2 separate regions of the Homo sapiens genome follow, and region 1 is linked to region 2. Evidence: chromatin loops called from intact Hi-C (ENCODE). Cell type or tissue: psoas muscle. All regions are shown on one strand.

The links. Peaks named below come from ENCODE experiments on the same cell type or tissue, not always from the same donor. Only the 100,000 strongest peaks of a DNase experiment are listed, where the experiment ranks them.
Region 1: a loop joins it to region 2, with 2.4 times the contacts of the local background. A loop is called at or near these places in 6 of 110 quality-filtered maps.

The regions. Positions count from the first base shown.
Region 1 is chr11:31,795,181-31,803,180 of GRCh38, forward strand. PAX6 (paired box 6) reads right to left here. Exons shown (of 14, transcript NM_001368894.2): 5 at 7,524-7,654; 6 at 6,691-6,732; 7 at 6,381-6,596; 8 at 5,511-5,676. Among named protein-coding and RNA genes, the nearest start is that of PAX6, 12 kb to the right of the region's middle. RefSeq lists enhancers at 1-1,693, 3,447-3,984. In psoas muscle, no CTCF peak of the experiment used is centred here; a DNase peak (open chromatin) is centred at 3,641; H3K4me3 peaks cover 1,608 bases; H3K27me3 peaks cover 7,277 bases.
Region 2 is chr11:31,637,659-31,645,658 of GRCh38, forward strand. The region is part of intron 7 of ELP4 (elongator acetyltransferase complex subunit 4); the gene reads left to right. Among named protein-coding and RNA genes, the nearest start is that of ELP4-AS1, 130 kb to the right of the region's middle. RefSeq lists a silencer at 6,203-6,497 and an enhancer at 7,866-8,000. In psoas muscle, a CTCF peak has its summit at 3,991 (motif pointing right); no DNase peak of the experiment used is centred here.

The sequences.
Region 1 (8,000 bases), 160 kb after region 2:
TCTATAATCAGTAATTCCTATCTAATCAATTAGATGTTGATAGGTTTGTAGAAAATGCTATTAAGAAACCAAACCAAGCTTGTAATCTTTTTTAAAAAATATTTATCTAGTTTTTATTTGAATTCTGCACAGTCAATTTCATTTAAAGGTTGTGAATTTAGAAGTGCTCGCATTGTTCTGCAGTTTTATTCAACTATTGTATGAGTGCGCTTCGCCTTGACACCTATTACGAGCACAGCTGTAATTATATCATCACCAAGAACAGGCTATAATTGCTGAAAATGGAATTTTATATTTAGATAAAAGGACTGTCCATTCTTTGTAATGTGTTGCACCAGAGAAAAGTAAGATTTCTTTTAAATTTTTAACGTGTAATTTTAAAAAAGAAATAGTAGAGAGTTCACTAACTAGCTAAATATTCTATGCTGCAGCTGAATCTTTGGCATATCATTTAAGTGGTACATTTTTAATTAGGGCATTTCCACCACTTTGAATGTAACTTCTATCATTATACAGGGGGAAAGTTTTATGGTTTTCCCTTGCTGCCTGGAGGGCAAGATGTGCACTTGGGCTAGCTGGCTCCCGGCTTGCACCTTGCCTGTAAGGCCACAGTGAAGGGAAGCAGGATTGCCTAAACTCTGACTGGGCCTCCAGGGCCACTACAGGCTGGGTCCTGGGTCTGGGGTCCTGAAATGACCCCCAAGGGATACCAGCATGGGCTACCCACCTCCCTATCCTCAAAACTTGGCCAGAGGCGGGGTGGAGGGGCCCCTAGGAGCGCCTTGGTGGGAATCGACTTGGCCAGGAATATTATTTATAACCAGGAGACAATAGGCTGCGCCTTCAAAGAGTTCAGGGAATTGTGACAGGATCTAGTGGGATCTTTTCAGGAACTTTGAAATGTTTTAAAACCCCAACTTTCTCCCCCATTTAAACAGGCGGATTCATCGGCACTGGCCACCATATGGGCCCTTGGAGATCTATTGAGATGACCACCAACACTTGAATAGCGAGGGGCTGCTTTTCAGCGCTGCACAATGCCCCGCGAGTAAGGGAAACTATTAAACTCCTGGGGCAGGAGCGTTGGCAAACTTTCGTGGGCAGAATTTTGAGGCTACAATGAGCGCGGACAACAAAAGGATTCTCTTGAGGCGTGCAGCGGGCCACATTGTGTTACAAGAAGCCCAGTCAACAGACTTTTCAGTGAAGTGTGTTAACCCCTCTGCTCTGCTATCATTAATCACTGTCCGAAGAGCGGGCGCCTCCGTGCTATTTAGGGCGCTTGGCTGGGGGGATGGAGGGTGGATGGGGGGGCCAGGGCCCAGCATGGGGGGAGGCAGGGAGAGTGGACGGGGACCAGGGCTGGGTTCCTACATAGAGGAGATGGAGGGGAGGCAGGATGGAAACCAGCGGTGGGGGTGGAAGCAAGGGGGAAGGATTGGGGGGCCTGGGTTAGGGGAAAGACAGAGGGCGATGGAGGGAAAAAGAGGGCGATGGAGGGGAAAAGAAGGCTCAAAAAACATAGAGGCTAGAAAGGTATTTTTAAAAAAGGACAGAAAAGAATGCTGAGAGGAAAAAGAGACACGAGGGCCGAACAAGAGTGGGAGAGAGAGGAAAAGGAGGATGAGGGCCAGAGAATATTAGTAACTGAGCCCCATCTGGACTCTGGGTCTTTGCACTCCATCAGAAAGGTGGGGGTCGAGGAGGGCTACTTAGCTGAGGGAGACGCGCTCCGCTCACGTGTGCGGGCACAAGCGTCTGTGCTAATTTACTGCCCCAAGTTTCCGGGGACTTTTCAAAGCGTTTTTCAAGGGAAGAAATGAAGCGACCACCCCCACCCCTCGCTTTATTTTCGGGTTTGGTGAAGAAGGAAGACTGGAAATAGCTCCTTTTGGCCAACTAGAAAGGCCGGAGGGTTATTGCTTTTGGAAAACAGACAAAAATCTGTGCACATCTGGTATGGGGTGGGGGACACTGAGGAGAACACAATGCCCATCTCCCCATGGCCACTCATGCCCATGCCTTCCTAGGGGCCCCATCTCGGTCCCTTTTCTGGCACATTCGATCTCGCCAATTAAACAAAGTTGCCCGAATCTGCCTCCGAAGAACCCCGCCGATAGCATGCTCTGCTCTCATTTGCCTCTTTGACATTTTCTTAATTTTAAAACATGGAGATTCACATTCTTATCCATGTTCTGTCTCACACAAACATACACACGGGTTTACACAGGCAGCACGCGATCGCCGCCAGGCCCTGTGCTGCCTCCAGAACTGACACTTAAGAGAGAAAAGTCAGCAGGGACAGTAGAGCTCAATTTTAAATCTGGAAAAAAAAAAAAAAAAAAAAAAGATGGGAAGCGGGGATTGGAATTCCACAGCAAAAAGAAACCTGTCGCTGCAGGATCCCTTCTCTACCCCGCGGGGAGAGCGGCACGGAGACAGTTCATTACTTTAGAAGTGGCAACTGTTTGCAGCCAGGCGGTGACCTAGCGGCTGCTCTTACATAAAATGGGTACATTTCCCCCCACTTTAGTGGATTTGCCTTCCACTCTTAAAGCTTTTAACAAAATAAAACTAGAAGTTGGATCTCGACTCCCCCACCCCCACGATAAACCTAAGTGGTGGACAATTAAGATATCTTCTTCAAAAGGCGCCCCCTCGGAGCCGCGCAAAGCAGGGGCCTTCAGTGGGTGCCGTTCACCTTCCAGCCTAATCCGTGAGAAAGCGAGTGAAAGCGCCTCCCATTATCCCAGCCCCAGGACCATCTGACGATGGGAATAGGATTTGTTTCCTGGAAGGAGGTGAGAGAGAGAGAGAGAGAGAGAGACAGAGAGAGAGTTGCTGGGAAATAAAATCATTCCTTAGTTTCTTAGTGTCTTAATCAGTGAGGCGGAAAACAAGCAAGAAAAGATAGCAACCCGGTTGCGGCACCTTTTCAGCTCTGGAGCGCGGATCAAAACATTGTAGCATCTGTTGAAAGAGAGGCTGACTAAATCCTATAGAGGGCTTGGGTATTATGGGGGGTGGGGGTGGGGTGAGGGGAGGAGATAAGAAAAAGTGTCTCCGTGATCCCTAAAACCACCAAATCGCCGGAGAATTGGGGCTGGATAGAGTTGTCTCTTGTTGTTGTCAGCCCACGTCGTCGCGATTTTATTCACCGCCGCATGGCGTTGATCAGATGGAAACCATATTTGTCTCCCTCTGAGACCTAACCCCCGCCTTATGCTTTTGGAGTATGGACTCTTTAAAACCCAAGAAAGGCTTCCTGGGCTGGGAAAGGGGGCTAGGGAGGGAGGGGGACCCTCTTAGCACCAAAAAGTCTGAGGATTCCCCGGGAACGTGAAGCGAAGCTCACCACCGGTGCCCGCTACCCCCACGCCGGCAACTCTGTGCTTCGTTTGGCCCACGTGTCCTCCCCACGCAACTAGGGGCGACGGTCCTGTGCCTGAGGTGACAATCACCCCCCAAAAACCTCACTTGCGGGTGGGGGGGTGGTGATTGCCAGTTGACCCAGAATTTTCTAGCAACTAGGCGCGTTAAAGTGAAAAGCCCCTGGACTAGCTCCACCTCCGGCCCCAACCATCACAGGCGGACCCTAGCTGATTTGACTCTCACTTCCCGCCCTCAGACTGCCGGCGACGAAAATCCGCCCGAATCGGGCGCCACCTCTGGTGGAAGCTGCTGTCCTCGGCTTCTGCCCAACTCCAAGAAGCGGAAGGGGGGTGTATCCTGCGCCCCAAGCTCATGGGAGCCCACGCACCGGGGAGAGCCCGGAGTGGAGGCTCTGGGCTCAGCCCTCCCAGGCCTAGGCCACCGTGCCCTGAGTCCCTCCCCAAGACTTCTCGGACTAAGTGGGCCAGACTCTTGTCAGGGGAGGGATCACCAGGACCTCAGATTGCTGGGGGCGGAGGGGTGGACGCTCGTGAGTGCGAAGTTCGGGTGTCACTTGGGTGTGTCCAGTGTCTACAAGTGGGAATCCTACGGTTTCAAAAGTCAGGCAGGGATGGGGTTGCCTACACTCGGTGGGGTCAATCGCTAGTCTCACCAGAGGCGGGAGCGGGCCTGGGGGCCCTCTGAGCTCGCGGAGGCGGCGGGTTCGGGGCCCGTGCGGGCGGGGTCGCCCAGGGGAGCCCGGGCCCCGCGCGTCAGGAGGCCTCCGCCGGCCGAGCGGCCGCGCTGGGAAACAAGAAGCGAGCGCTTTGCTCCCTATCTTCCCAGTGTCCGTCCTATATTGTTTTCTGCTCTTAAAACTGACATGTCTAATTGGCAATTGGTGCCGAATCGTGTCCAGAGGTCTCTTGTGGAACATTTCTACAGCTGTCTCCTTCAACTAGACGCTTATTCATGTCGCCTTAATGAGAAACAAAACGTTCTCTAATGAGCAATTACAGAGCGACAGGATTGTTCCCATAACAAATTCTTGCGAGTGACAGAAGCATCCTTTGTACCAGATATTTCGCATACTGTTACCGATTTTCCCTTCCCTCGCCCGACTCCATGGAGGCGCCGGGCATCCGGAGCCGGTCCGAGAGCTCACGGATGCGCCGGCAGCCTCCTCGCAGTCCCGCGCGCCGCCCCTGGCCCCGAGCCCCTCGGCTCCGTTGTGCTCCTGGGAGTGAGACGCCACGTCCCATTATCCCGCATATTATCTCCTTGTCACGAGGACAACAAATACCGATTAATCTTCGGAGTAAACTGTTTCCTATTCTTGACCAAGCTACCTCGGGGTGTGGAGGGGAGCGGAGGGGAGCCAACTGACCCTCCCCTCCGCCCCACCCCCCCCATCCCCCGCTCTTCTTCCTCCAGCCCTTCTCACAGAACCTGGGGTGTTTCAGGTCCCATCTCTCCTCCCAGACCAGAGCGGCTCCCGGCATCCCGCCGTCCTGCTCACAGTATCTTCACCTCACCACTTCCACATAGTCGCCACCCACAGAGAGTGAGAAAGTGGGACCCAGAGGGGCGAACGGGGGAGGGGCAAGGATAGTGGGGTGGTTTTAGTTGGGAGACCACCACTTCCAATGCCCCATCCCCGACTCGCCCTGCATCTCCCTGCTCACCTTTTCATGTGCACCCTACTCATAGTCACATAATTTGTCAATTACAGCAAAAAGCAACAGGATACAATTATGTTAACCTCGCAGTCTGTCAGTGCGTTATCTTGTCACACTTCTACAAGGGGGCTCTCCCTGCATTCTAATGTCAAATTTGAATAGTGCACCACGCAGCTCGTTCTTATGCACACAGTGCTGCCCACAAACACACACACGCACCCACCAGCCACCTTCATACCGCTCCTGACATACACAACCCTCACATTCCCAGGCCAACAAAATGGTTCAACAAACACCACCTACATACAATGTGGTCGATGTGTCCCAGGCCTTCAAATGCAGTCTCACCCATGACATTCCCCAAGCATGGAAGCCCTGAGAGGAAATGGTTGGGAGAGTAGGGGACAGGCAAAGGGATGCACATATGGAGAGCTGCGTGGATGGCTGCTTGGGTTTTACCTTGCGTAGGTTGCCCTGGCACCGAAGTCCCCGGATACCAACCAGGGCGGGTGCCCCAGCTTCCGGTCTGCCCGTTCAACATCCTTAGTTTATCATACATGCCGTCTGCGCCCATCTGTTGCTTTTCGCTAGCCAGGTTGCGAAGAACTCTGTTTATTGATGACACCTGCAAATCAAACCAAAATCAAACCAAATGGTAGTGTCTCCTGAAGACACAGTCACCCATCTCAGCTCACCCACAACCTTAAAAAGCAACTCTCAACCCGTTAAAAAGCTCCCAGCCACCCCGGGACAGTGGGTGGATTTGCAGATACACCGTGGAAAAAATGATAGCTATCACTTTGGGCATGGAAATTTAGTTGGATAGAGAATTGGGCGGAGGGGGTCCTTCACCATTGCTTGGTGTCTCTGGTGACCTAACTCACACGGTTGCTTTGCTTTGTTAAAAGACTGCCCGAAAATAAAAACTATTTAGACTTGTTGTAAAGCTTTCTTTCATTATATTGTTTAATATTAGGATGGAAATGGATGTGTGACACCTGAAGGAAAGTTCTGGCAGGTGGATTAGGACGAAGTTACAATCTGGTTCTCATTTTCCTTCTTCATTCAAGTGCCTTTCCCTGGTGCCTCCGCCCTCTGTTTTGCAGCATGCAAATGAAGTGAATGACTCCCCACACTTGACTCCCATTTTCCAGACAGTCAAAGAAAAGTCAGGGCATTCCTCTCTGTTCCCCCAGGTACAAAGGAGACAAATGTGGAGCAGGGAGAGGACACAGACTAAGAGACAGTGGAGAGAGAGGGTGGGAGGAGGTAAAGAGGAGAGAGCATTGGGCTTAGGGCAGGGAGGGCAGATGTTCTCAATGAACTTACGCTTGGTATGTTATCGTTGGTACAGACCCCCTCGGACAGTAATCTGTCTCGGATTTCCCAAGCAAAGATGGACGGGCACTCCCGCTTATACTGGGCTATTTTGCTTACAACTTCTGGAGTCGCTACTCTCGGTTTACTACCACCGATTGCCCTGGGTCTGATGGAGCCAGTCTCGTAATACCTGCCCAGAATTTTACTCACACATCCGTTGGACACCTGCATAGGGGAAGTGGACAGAAAACCACATTATTAATAATTTCAAGACAAAAATAAAATTGTTTAAGTATGCATTAAACAATGACAAGCTTACGTTTTGATTGTCCAGCACTTGGACTTTTGCATCTGCATGGGTCTATAACACAAAAATATACCTTCAATGGTATGAGAACTTACTGTAGAGAGCTTTTTTTCTTAAAATTACATTTGTAGCCCTAAAAACTACAAATATGATGATACTTTCAAACAATTTGAACTAAAAAACGAATTTAAAAGCTTTTTTTAAAAAAAAAACTTTTCTTAAACACTGCCTGAAGATGCATCAAAACGAAGTAGATAAATTTATTTTTGTGCTGACCTTGCTTAAAGTGGCGTTATGTTTTAAAGAACAAAGGTAAAAAATAAACTGATTTTTTTACTTCTTCTTCTTTAAAAAATACTCAATTGAGTAAATGTGAGTTAGGGAGGAGTAAATAGCATTTGCCTTTTAAAATCAATATATATTATTCATAAACATGAAGAATAAACAAATACCTCAAAAGCTGAGGTAAGCATGGGCTGGGGAGAGCAGAATGAAATTATGCCGGTTTATATAACTCAGCTTATTACGGTTCATAAACTGTTCCCACAATGAATGTCTTTACCAAATAAAAAGAGAAAGATTTTTTTAAAAAAATCCGCACACAATATTTTTCTGAAGCAGATGAGTTATCTTATGTAACTGACCCAGGTTGAAAGAGATAGGGAAGGATGGTGGAAGGAGAGGGGAAAGTGGGAAGGCAGGGGAGTGGGTGGGGGGACTGGGGACTGGGGTGGGTGAGGGTGGGGGGGTCCATAATTAGCATCGTTTACAGTAAGAAATGAAGAGAGGGCGTTGAGAGTGGAGGGCCGCGGGGGCGGCGAGTGGGGCGGCGCCGGGAGGATCACCTGCAGAATTCGGGAAATGTCGCACGGCCGGGCCCCGCTGTGAGCTAGCTCTACAATCTTCTGCCGGGTGGAGTCCGGCAGTGGCCGCCCGTTGACAAAGACACCACCGAGCTGATTCACTCCGCTGTGACCTGAGGAAAGGGAGAGGAGAGGAAAGGGGAAAAGAAGAGAAGAGAGCAGAGTGAAGAGGAAGAAGAGGGAGAAGAAGGAAGAGGAAGATGAGGGAGAACAAGAACAGAAAGGAGAGGAGGAAGGGGAAGAGGAAGAAGGAGAGGAGGAGGAGACAACCACAATGCATCCTCATCCCCCTGCCAACCTGTGCCAACCTCGGCGGTCAGTTCCCTGCTATCGATCAAATAAAGGACAACAGGACCACCAGCCATGCCAGACATCGGGCAGCCCAGTCCAAGCAACCGTGCCCCTGCCCACTGTACTGCAGCAGCAACACAGAGTCAGACACATGCCAAGGAACAAGTA
Region 2 (8,000 bases):
ATACTGTTTGACTTCCATATCTAGCAAGATATGAAACAATAATTTGTTGTTCTGTAAATGGGAATTGGCTTACCACTAGCAAAATTTGTCATCCACCTCCAAATTATGCAAACATTTTGTGGCTTTTGAAAATAGGTAATTTTATTTTCAATTCCCAGTAACAGTTGTGTGCTTCAAGAAATGGTGACCAATAACACTTATTCTTTTTGGAAATAGAAACTTAGTTTTGTGCCTTATGATGATTTTATTAGTGAGGTGAAAAGAAAATAAATTTCCCCTTGTTTATGCATTTTTTAGTATAATCTGTGGCAAGTTGTTTTTGATTTGTATTTTTTAAGGCACTTTTACCTAAAACTGTCAGGAAATAAATATTGAAACACTTAAACTAATTAATAAAATTAGAAATGGAGAAAGTTGTCTTATACCATTCTCACAGCATTTTTTTCAAAAAGAAAATTTACTTATTATTGCTAATCTTTATTCAAGCTGTCATAGTCTGCACTTTTAAGGAATTTTAAAATATAAACAACAATAATGCAAGAATGAAAACTCCTTTGACATTCTGGATCATAGAATATGTCAGTATGTTTTTTTCATTGTATAATAATTTTAAGTATTGCCAGAGTTTAATGTACTTGTCTAGAGAACAGTAGTTGGTAAACTATTTAGCTTTCCTTTATTCAACCAAATTTCAGATTTGAAACTAGCCTATAGCATATTTTCATTTGTCATCATTGACACTTGATCAATTAATAGCCTTATTCAATTTTTGTCATATACCCACTGTTTTATAATAATTTGATCTGTAGAATTTTTTCCCAGCTATCTCATTGAAGAAAACTATTACCAGCATGTTAGCTTATACCAAGGAAAATTCATTTTCTGACGAAAAGGAGGGAGAAAGGGCCTTTTTAAAATATGTCTCTTGAAAAATGAATGAGATTTTATTTAGTGTGTTATTTTAATTGATGTGTTTTCAAATTAATCTTCTATAACATTAATGTATTAGAGCTTTGAACCTACTGAAGTGAATGATACAGTATGTTTCTATGTAGAGAAATTCAGAACAAACCTTTTCACATCCATAAACTTTTTTGTTCATGCTGAGTATTTTAGCAGCTAAACTCTAAGTCTAGCAATGGACCGCTTTAGAACTAACCACTAATATGGGATTATGAAATGTGGACTCCAATGGCCTTGTGAATTTCTCTCAGTGTGAAATCTTTTATTCTTAAAACAAGAACTAAGAATAATTGCATGGTGAAGAAAAATATACTTTTGTGAGTTTACAGCTATAAATTTTGGGAAAATATTTTTTATCTAATTGTTGATCTAAGCATAACACCACCTTCAGTCATCTAACTTTATTTCAAATGATCTTTTTAAATGCACTTTATTAAGAAGAATAGTTAGGGATGAAAATTACAGATTAATCTCTTGATCATAGCTACAGTTACTAAAGGATAAAGCCAGATATTCAGAGTGTCATTTTTTATGAATTCTTTTCTTAATCAGAATATTCTTAACTGAGAATCTGCCTTTAATGTTTTCAGATCTTCTTAACGACTCTGAAATTGATTATAAGAAATTTACGTATTTAAGAGTTTAAAAAGAAGCAGTTTTTAAAATGAACTAAATTATATTATATCCATTTCAGTTTTACATCATATTTATCAAATTCCAGTGACTTTGTGTCAGTATAGTAAGTTGTAAACAGAATCTGTTTTTCTTTAAAATAACAAATAGTCTGTGTTTCAGTCCTTCTACCATAGACTTTGGACTTATAATTCTTACAGCTCAAGCTTTTTTTCTTGTTTCAGACTACACATGCTGATACCCGGTTAATTTTTAAAGTCACATCATAGCTTGTGTGCGTTATACGTATATATTTAATTTACTTTTTTGGACAAGGATGATTGAAACTTTTTACACAAACTCTAAATTATCTATAAAGTTCTGTCTATATTAAGCATAGTAGTATATGTATAACTTTGTCTTTGTGTAAATATGCATATTGAATAAGAACAGGATATATTTTAAATCGTCAGTAAGGATATATTTTAAATTGTCATTTTCATCTTTAAAAGAGAAGTACGATTCAGAAACCTTTCATTACACTTAATCTAACCAAAACATATTCAGTAAACCATAAAAAAAATTTGGTTTAAAATATTTTTCCTTTCTCTAAAATAACTTTGTGATGTTCTTGTTCATACTGTTATTCATTCTGTAGTTCCTATAATGGTAGTAGTTATTAGCTAAAGGGCTATTTAGGGCCAAACTTTTCAAATGTATCAATGATATAAATAGTGAAATGTCTCATCACGGTATGGAGATTGAGTCATCTGTTTGGACATATGGAATCTTTGGCTGCTGGACTGCATCATCTTTATAATGCCCAGTGTCCAAGGATGGACACAACTGTTCTGGGAGCAGAAGGGGGTGTGGGGAGCCCTGTGTGTTCAAGCTACATGAATATGGTAGGAGAAAAAGAGGGGAAATGATCTTTTACATTATTTTTATCATAAACTATCTTCTATATCACTTTTTGTGTATAGAAAACAAGTACAACTTTATTTAATTTTTCATTTATTTTACAAATAAAATTACTAAATTTTTTTCTTTGGCATTGTAAGATATCTGAAAAATACCTGTGAGAAAACATGAGTTTTGAATTATTCCTATTTATATACTTGGTTACGTACTTTCCCTTAAAGAAAGATTACCGTCATCAAATGTGAATGATACTTATTTTTTAATGTTGAGACCAAACATGCTTGTAAACAATTACAATTTAAAGCTGTTTAAGTACCACGTCAGATATTATGTCCTAGTGTTATGTTTTATCCCTTTCCTATTAATTACATTATTATTGCTATATGAAGAGTTCTTGCTTCTTTAATAATGTTTTCGCACCCTATGTAGTTAATCTTTAATGTTGGGAAGGACAGGGGAGAGATTAAATTAGGCTTGTAACCTCTTTTTCTTCCAGGCTGATGATAGAAAATAAAAGCTCTTAGCCACAAAATGTAACACTTAGAATTAATATTTAATTAGACTAGCAAATTGTACACTGTGGCTGAAAGCTTCCAAAGAGTTGTTAGTGCCACAATTGACCTACAGGTTTAATAATAACTCACTTCTAGAAGCAAGTGCCAGTTCAGCATAGTAGAGCCACTGTAAGAAAGTCCTGAGAGATTAAAATCAGCAAACCAAATGGCAGGCAAGGATTCCTGGGATGGAGCCTTCTGGAAAGCTGGGAGCTGGAATAGCTTTTAAGCCAGGATTCAGATGAGAACAGTGGGTGAAAAAGCTGATCCCTCCTGTTCTGGGAGCTTCTGGTTGTAGGCCAAAATCTTAGAACAGATTTTTACTAAATGTTTTTGCTGCAGCTATTAACTTACATTGAAAATCAAATATTGAATAATTTTTCTGTAAAATTTAGCAAACTTTTTGTGTCAACATTAGTTCTTAATTTCTTACATATTAGTACATAATATCTGTAAACTCAGATCATTAGATTATCAGATAGGTTTGGCGCTGTACATCTATGCTGTTTTGCTGTGACATGCTGTTTCCTTGTTCCCTGTATAGTTGATTTATATGGTTCATTTCTATATTATTTCATTACGGGGCATTATGCAGAGCCTGAGAAAGAGATTGTGAAGTCTGTAGCCCAAGAATTTTTTTTCTTCAAGAAAGTGTATATATCAACAAACATAATTCAAAGGCATTCTTAATTTTTAAAGGCCTTATATTATAAAAGCAATGCTATATTTTATGTTTATGATGCACTTAAATTACAAGATAAATAATTTGACCTCCTGGTGAAACATTGGATCTTTATATTTTTGCCAAATTGATCTGGTGAAAATAAGACACCCTGAGTTTGAAAATGCGCAGACTGAAAGGGGGGCACCTTACATAATTTATTGATAGTATCTTAAATAATTAAAGAAAAGCTAGTCATTTGTTCAAAATTCAAGCAGGTGAGGACCTTGCCAGCAGAGGGAGTAGTTCTGTCTTCCGTCAGGTTCCCATCATTTTCCCACCTGCCTCAGCCTTTTTCCCAGCCAGTCTCCCATCTGGACCTGGCTCTTGTCAACCTGCTCCTGATGACAGGCTATAATTTTATACTCAATATGGGATTATTCTAAGCTGATTTTAAACTTTAGTATCTTTAACCTGCTACTGCATCACAAACATCAGCTGGATGCTCTGTTTGATATTTGGATATTAGCAATTGTTTTTCAAGGCAGGGCGTGAGCTTTTGGACATCTGTGAATTGCATTTTAGGGTTTCAAGTATCAAAGTACTAAAAAAAGATTTCTGATTTAGGAAGTTTCCCATAAAACATTTTTAATCATGAAAGACAAATTTTTCTGTGGGTAGATTTCTTAATATGAAACTAGATGTATAGTTAAGAAAAATGCCTACAATTAATTTTGAATATTATACCATTATTCTGTCCAGCCTATTCATTTCAGTATTTTGTTCATCCCATTTCTGACTTTTCAGAATATGTAAGTTTTTGTAATGTTTTATAGAATAACTTACTGAAAAAGAAACAAAACTAATATAAATAAATGTTCTGCAAAGTATGTTTATTTGAATATTTGAAGCCAGTGTAAATATAATATAAACAATATTTCTGAAAGTAAAACAATGTGTTCTTAAAAAAAGTCTCAATTATAAAGAACCAATATTTTCATATCAAAATTTAGAATATTGAGTATTTGACCATGTAGAAAACACAAAAAGTTGTGGCTCCATTGCCTATTCCTAGTAAAATTTGATATCTTAGCAGTTTTTTTCACCATCAAGGTTAGGAATATTTGCCATTAGCCCCTTTGTGGATACGTTTTGAGCTTTAGGATAAAGAACCAAAATATGTTTGTTTTACAGTTTTCCTATGTGAATATTACTATATGATGCTAGGCAGATAATGTTACATTTAGAATTTTTTTAATTTACAGAAGTTCCTCTGTATTCTAAAATTAACCATGACTTGAAGTTCCGTGTTAAATCTGGAAAGATTTAATCTAATACCGTCATCAGTTTATTACAAATATTCTAAATTTCATGATTATGAACAGAATTATTTTCCCACTATCAAATATTTTTTAATAAAATAAAAATCTAATCCACAGAAGCAAGTGACAACTCTGGAGGAAGTGGGACAAGTTTGTAAAAAGTTAAAAATGTAGTATAAATAACTTTTTATTATTTCACAGTCTTGATTACTGTAGAATGGAAAACCTAATAAGCATGGAAAAATAAATGTCTTATTAAATATCCCCATATTTATCCTTGGATCCAAGCTTATTTTTTGGATTACAGAACAAAGAAAGGTCTTAAGTTCTCCTATATTCATGTTCTCTGCATATCATTTTTCAGAAAATGTTATAAATTGAACTGTTGATTATGACATACTTGCTTTTCTTGTGGGTACTCCCCTCCCCGCTCTCTCCCAACACACAACCACTACATCATGTATTATGGTCAAACGTAAAGTAACTTAAATATTTATCTAAGTCTTCAAAATTAACTTAATAGTGCTTTCGGGCTATTATAGCCCCAAATCTGTTATTTGTGCCATACTCAAATGAGAGCTCTTCCTTTCATATTATTTTTCCTATCTTTCTTAAATAGTATAGAGTAACTCAGGAACTTGCTCTTACTTGAGGCGTTGCATAAATGCTTTATGTTGATTGATTTACCCCTTTCAAGCTTCTTGATAATTAAGTTATTGGTTAATTACTTCTTAATCCTCTTACTAAAATTTTTTCTGGAAATATATTTTGTGTTCGTACAAATTGCATCTTTTATACTGTTGAGATAATTAGTTTTGGGAAAATAAGGAAATATTGAGGGTTTAAGGTATTCTGATTGTTACTTGGTAACTCTAAGTAGATATCTGAACCATTTTTATTAGAAAATTGTAGGAGCTTTAAATGGCAGTGATTAAATTTTTATCTCTTAACAAAATTCATAGTTTTGACTTTAAGAACTTTGATCTGAAAGGGAGCATTAAATTAATCTTCCTTAATTTAAAATCCATTTAACAGATTTGTTTTACCCTAATAAAAAATGTATTACCATTGTATAATGGCAAACAGGAAACACTCTATGAAACCAAACAGAGAACAGTCAAAACAAATACTCTGAAGGTTTTTTTTTGAAATTAAAATTGAAATACAAAGGTAGAAGACTGGACAATCTGATTTGCTTTGCTTATTTGCAACACCATTTGACATATTTTAAATTTAAATGATTAATTAAATTATGTTGCAACAGAAAACTTTAAGAGCCCTTTATGTAACTTAATACAATGCTATTTGAGATTGCCAGCAAACTCTTAAAACTCCTGGACACTGGCTTTCCTCTCTTCTGGCTTCCCTCCTAGTCATGTCTTGGCTACTATCCAGAGCTGACAACTCTCACCCAGGAGCGCAGGGAGATTTGTCTAGGATAAGAAGGATTTTTGAGCCATCCTACATTTTAATATCCAGATGGGCAAGGAGGAGGGGTGGCAATATCATTGTACATACTTGGGTGATGTCATTATAACATACATACACCATAAGCATTAATTTACCCAGATTGGTGAATTCTGAATGTCCTTACTGAAATGTTCCGTACTGGAAACGATATTGTAACAACTTGAAAATTAATGCAAAGATTATGTTCAAATTTAAGTAATTGACGTACAAATGCCTCTACTTCTCCATTTCTATCTATTAATATATACTGAAGACCAAAGGGGTTTTACATCTTGGTGAATAACATAAAAACACTTGGAATCTGTTAAAATGAGAATATGGATGTTCCAGTTTCAAGGCCTCTGCTCAGATCATTATGCTAAAGCTTTCTGAACACTGCTGGTTATATTATGACAATTTATTATCCATAGTGTATTCCTGCTAAAGTGAATTGTGATTATTATGCTTTTATGGGTTTTTTAAGCTGTTAATTTTATATTCTTCTAAGTAAATTCACCTGCTTTTATCTAAAAGACCATTTAGTATTAATATTATTATTTGAAAGACTTTTTGACAAGAATGATTTTAAGGTAAGATTACATCAATAGACCATATTCCTTATGAAGCTTGGAGGTGCAGAAGTAATCTATAACAATTTTTTTAACTTTTTAAAACACATACGTTTATAAGCCCAAATATCTTTTATGCTCCTACACATAACTAGAAGGTTGAATAAGTTTATAGTAAAAATAAACATTTTCTCAGTCAGAAACTTAGATGTTATTCTTATGTAATTTCCATTGCTTTTTATTCTATAAATGTTTTTCAGATATCCCTACAACTTTCACAATTAATCTGGTCTGCCACATTATACAAATAATTTTGCAAAATAAATGTGCAGAAAGCAGTAAGATCACTGTGAAACTATATAACTAATTTTATGGTAATAGTATGATGAAAAATTATTCTTGTACTAATACTTTATGGAAGTTTTTTCAATAGACTCTTGTTTATAGTTAATGACTATGATGCAAACCTGTGAAACTTAGAAATATAATAAATGAAATACATGAATGAGTTTCTGGAAAATTGTGAAATCTAGGCTGTGCATATTTTTCAGTTAGAATTCACTAGTTTTCCCTTTCGAAGTGGATAACTGATTTTTTTAAATCTCCCACAAACTACCTTTAAAAGACTTATAAAGTTGATAAACATTATAGGATGTAAAATGGTTTATTAGTAAATGTTAAGATTAAATGAAAGAAGTAAATCCTCTTTGAAATAAGCAAATGTCAGGTTGACCATTTAAATACACAGTACTTTGCTTATGTACTATCAGAATGGAAATTTATCTCATCTTTAAACCTTGCAATTTCTGTTATTCATATAATTGAGAAAGTCCTAGTTTATATCACTGAAATCTTGAATAGATGAGTTCTAACAAAAATTGACTTGTATCATTTTAGTTTCAGATATTTAGATAAAAAGGCTTAGTCTTTTATTTATAGATAAAAGGAA